Regions from separate parts of the Homo sapiens genome. Here region 2 is linked to region 1. A link is an interaction called in ENCODE POLR2A ChIA-PET data of the cell type or tissue named here. Cell type or tissue: IMR-90. All regions are shown on one strand.

The links. ChIA-PET counts read pairs that join two places held together with the same protein. Peaks named below come from ENCODE experiments on the same cell type or tissue, not always from the same donor. Only the 100,000 strongest peaks of a DNase experiment are listed, where the experiment ranks them.
Region 2: POLR2A ChIA-PET joins it to region 1 with 6 read pairs; 1 of 35 experiments calls an interaction of 5 or more read pairs at or near these places.

What each region holds. Positions count from the first base shown.
Region 1 is chr7:91,227,532-91,230,031 of GRCh38, reverse strand. No RefSeq gene overlaps it. Among named protein-coding and RNA genes, the nearest start is that of FZD1, 36 kb to the left of the region's middle. In IMR-90, no CTCF peak of the experiment used is centred here; a DNase peak (open chromatin) is centred at 1,491.
Region 2 is chr7:91,127,074-91,129,573 of GRCh38, reverse strand. The region is part of intron 14 of CDK14 (cyclin dependent kinase 14); the gene reads right to left. Among named protein-coding and RNA genes, the nearest start is that of FZD1, 140 kb to the left of the region's middle. RefSeq lists an enhancer at 809-2,500. In IMR-90, no CTCF peak of the experiment used is centred here; a DNase peak (open chromatin) is centred at 1,453; H3K4me3 peaks cover 319 bases; H3K27ac peaks cover 1,213 bases.

The DNA.
Region 1 (2,500 bases):
AAAATGTGTTAAGGCTGCAATGTATTTAGTGAAGATCAGTCAGCCTTGACTAAAGGCTGTCATAGAATAGAACAAGTGGGGCTTTAAAATAAGGCAAATTCAGCAAAAGGCCATATTCTGGTTAAGTGCATGATTGCAGATTCAAATATGTTTGAGATTTTCTGATCAAAAACAGTGCTTAGGTCAAGTGTGTTGGCTCACACCTGAAATCCTAGCACTTTGGGAGGCCCAGGCAGGTGGACTAGTACAGCCCAGGAGTTTGAGATCAGCCTGGGCAATATAGGGAGACCCTCATCTCTACAAAAAATTTAAAAAATAGCCACATGTGGTGGCATGCACCTGTGGTCCCAGCTACTTGAGAGGCTGAGGTGGGAGGATTGCTTTGACCCTAGAGTTCGAGGCTGCAGTGAGCTATAATTGTGCCAATGCACTCCAGCTTGGGTGACAGAGTGAGACTCTATTTCAAACAAAACAAAACAGGGCTTGGCCATTCATTTTTCCCTCACTATGATTAAAGCAACCTGTTAGCCTGACCAGTCTGTATAATCATGACAGACTTTTTGGGTAGTGGGTGGCCAGTGTCTGTAACAACCTCATCTGTTATTCTGGGAGGCCAAACAGAAAGGAAGTTGTGGAGTTGCTAACTGATGACTTTCATTCAAGCATTAGCTTTCTCTTGCTGTTGTAATCCCTAGGATTTTAGCCAGCAAAATTCCCCCAAAACAATGAAGCATCTTTACTTGCTGAAGGTGAATCTAAAAAGCGCTCTTGTGGGAAATAGCTACCTCTAATGTCCCATTCACCACACATGGCAATAGGCTAGGAATCCTCTAAGAAAGCAACAATGGAGATTTATGTTGCCATCTGTCTTTGGGAGATTTGAATGTTTATGTCACTCTTAGCTGTAGGGTTTTGGCAGCAATATTGTTGATACACAGGAAGGAAAGATGTGATTAAAACTAAGAGGCTAAAAGCTGGAAGTTGATCTGATTCCATGTGATATTTTGTCATCAGAGCCTACTGTCCTTCCAACCCTTCCCTCCTGCTGACTTTTCCCCACTCATCTTACTCTATACCAAACAAATGATCTCCGAAGCTTACCTTAGCTGAGTCTCTATTAAAACCACATAGGCTCCAAACAACACTCATTAACAATGGGGAAGAGAAAGTGAACAAGGTGGCGATGCAGGAGTCCCCTGGAACAATAGATGCATTCTCAGCATTCAAAACGACAAGAACATTCAGCAAAAAACTTTGAATGTAAATCTCTCCTCCCAGGTCCCTCCAAAGCTTTGTGTATTTCAGTCATTTCCCTTCTGGTCCATAATACAGTACCTTCAGATTACTCAAAGGTCTGTCACATTTTCTGCACAATTTATTTTAATATAAATTCACAGAATCAAAAACATATACAAAATCTCTACTTTTTTCTTCTGGAGTAGCTCACTCTCCCTAAGGAGGTGAACAATGGGATTTGTGTTTGAGCATAAGTATTAAGCTTTAGAAATGAATCACATGTGACTCAGTTATTTTTAAAAATAAACAAATAAAGCTGGGGGAAAAGAAGGTCAGAGAGAGAATAGTTTAAAGGGGAAAAGAACAAGCCATGTATTTTCATGAACTGCGGAGACGTAGTCTAAATACAGAAAAGGGGACTCCTGTCATCTCCAAGGGTTGAATATCTCACTTCCTTGCACCAGCTCCCATACCCACATACACATTTTCATTTGTTAGCCTGTGAATAAAAATCCCTGTTCCCCAAGCATTTCTTTACATTTAGAAAATTGACTGTATACTGTCCTAGCTATGGCCACAAAACTTACATTCTACACAATCAAAACCTTGTAGACAAGAGAGTTCTTTTTGCCTTGGATGAGGTAGGGTGGAAAACTTGATTGCCTGTCCCAAAAGGTGTTATTTTAGTTCCTTGTGAAACATTTAAAGCTAGATGACTGCTTATTTAATTCTTTGGCACAGCAGGGTTTTTAAAAATTAGTATTAAAAAGCTACTTACCTAGGCTAAGTCAAATCCAAGCATTAGCAAGTCTTAGTGAGACTAGAGATGGAGAGAGTGCTTGTTGGCTACTTGATGCAGATTATTTTTCCTTTGGGACAGTTGCTGCCTGGCTTTGGGAAGCAGGAAGCTAATGAGAGACAGACAGCATCACTCCTCTATGTAACACGTGGTTTCCTGTGAGGCAAATGGGACTCTGGGCAGTTATCACCTCAGGATTCAAAAGCAATAGGGTAGACAAAGGTTTCCCAAGTGATTACAAGGTATAACATTCAGTTGCAGGTAATTTTAAAATCGGGAGACCTAACTCCCAGAATTCCAAGAATATCCCAGTCTGGGATTTTCTACCAAACTCTTCCTGATTGGCAGGCACACAGGTATTAGGATGGGGCCTCTGTGTCATTCAACGCCAGAGGTGTGATGATTTTAGCACATGTCTGAAAATTCTTGGAAACACTTCCCATCAAGAGGTGGAGTCTAGTTGCC
Region 2 (2,500 bases), 100 kb after region 1:
ACCATATGCCTGGAAAAAAGCAGTTAGTTCAGCTTACAACTCAAACAACTGTACAAGAGTTTTCCTTGAGACAACCATGGTAACTAGGTATCCAGTGGAAATGACTTAGGCAAACTTCCCATTTAGTCACAGAGTATATTAAGAAGACATTTACCTAAAAGTAGAGGTTTAATAAAATCAATACTTTTAACTTCCTCATCAAGAATATTATTAAGTGAAGCTTTTTCCGCCCCCTCCAAAATTGAATTGTGTGGTTGTGAAGACACAGTGCCCAGGAATACAGTTTAGAGTGTCACTGCTTTGATTCATGCTAAGGAGCCAGCAGTTTTACCCTCCATTGCTTTTGCACCACTAGTGCAAATGTCAACACAGTGTAAATGGCAAAGAATATCTTAGTGTTATTATGAAAACAGTTTTGACCCCATGAAGGCCCTGGGCGTGAAGCCCCTGGGGATCCACATGGTATATGGACCACACTTTGAGATCTGCTGACATAAAAGACGATGATAAAACTATCATTTCTTTTCTTTAGTATCCAGGGACCTTCTCTGAGGAGAACCCACAAAACTGAAAGTAAGACTTTTAACACATGGTTACTCAATCCACAGAGTTGTGGAAACGTTCAACAAAGAGTATGATAAACATAAGAATGTCAATATGTACCAGCAATTAGTTAATGGAGAGGAGATGGATTGAGAAGAATGTAAAATAGTGGAGAGTCTAAGAAGTCAGTGAGTGCAGAGCTGACTCTGCAATGCGGAATTGAAAGGAGGGGCTGGAGAAAAGGGTAGGCAATGAGACCAGGCATGCACAAACACCACCAATTCACCCCTGCAGTCTGCAGGGCCAGGAGCCTTCAACTTGCCTGTCTTGAGTTTACGGTAAGGGCTTCTTACTTAAAGGTACAGACTGGGAAACCTACTTGTTACTTGTAGACAACTATACCCAATTATTTTATTATAACATTTTTTTGACAATGTTTTCCCTCAAAGTGGTTTGTTTATTTATTAATCTAATAAATCTGTCAGTTATTAACAAATTGGGTTTCTGTGAAAGATAAAAAATCTTAACGTTAGGTGAACATTTCAGACAGCATTCTATAAAAATTTTGTTTTCAAGGCCAGCTTCTGGACCACACAATACAATTCCCAAATGAGGGGATGAGTGGATTCACACTGATGTTTAAATTTTTATATTTGACAGAACTAATGCAGTATATCTTGAAAGCTATATACAGTAGCTTAATGCTAAGCTTTTTATGCTGAATACAGAATGGAATGAATTTTGCACCAGTGTTTTGGACTAGGAGGTTTTAAGATTCCTATTCACATTACACAGCAGTCTGAGGCTGCTTGATAAAACAAGCCTTGGCTATTTAACAACTGCCTCATAAAATGTCTCAATATTTAAGAGAAACCCAAGGCAAAGACATTTTGAAAATATACATTTTAACCAGAATCTGGATGCTAAGTAAACATCCTTTAGTGTTCAGCCAGAAAGACTTGCAGCTGTGGCATTTGTGACTTAACAAGATGAAGATCTCCACGCCAAAAGATAAATGATATCATAAAAGTTTCTTATCAAAACAAAATACGTTTTCGGATGGAATTTATGTTTAAAAAAAGGCTTTAAACAAAAGCTCATTTGATACATTGTAAAAATACTGGAAGCCTTTAATTTGGAGTTTAGTATGAATACATGCGAGGCAATACTATTTTCTGTTTTGCCACTGTGTTCTCTTTTTATAAACTGCAGATTAATTTCCTCTATAACAGCAACTTTTTAGTTTAGTTTTGTTTGTAAATAAGGTTACTGTAAATTAACTTTATAGTAGAATATTAAATTCTAGATGAATTGACATGTAGGCAGCAATGAAATGGGAGAACTTCTCCTTTAAAAAAAAAGAAGTTAAAATTTTAACATTGTACCAAAATAGGACACAGTCATATTCTAAAATGTACATACATTTTTTCACATGGATTAGACACAAATCTCCCAAAGGGCATGTGGTCTCTTCTATCAATGAGACTGCACGTGAATCCGGAACCCTGGTTTGATATGTGCAGCCTAGCTAACCACTGAGTATAAACACCAACCCTGTTATAATTCAGTATGCAACTAAGCTAGTCTTCCACACTAGCAGAGGGGGGAAAATCCCTCTTATTTTCTGAAGTTGCCCATCTCTATCCGCTTCTGTCGAATTGCCGCAATTGCCCAGATAAAACATTTGAGAGTATGTCAGCTTTAATTAATGTAACATGACCTGATCATTTCCACAGTTAAGAATAAAGAAGTTTGCTTTCTTTAAATCCAAAGCTCAACCTGGAGATTATGCTAAGTCGCTTCATTCATAGTCCACACTCCTCTGCTCATGTCAGAAGGACAGCATTTGTCCCCTCTAGTGATAAACAAATTATACATGAAATCAATTCCACTTCACAATCATTTTCCCTATTGGGTATTATCTTTCCTTCCCTGCTCCCTCCAGTTAAGCCCGCAT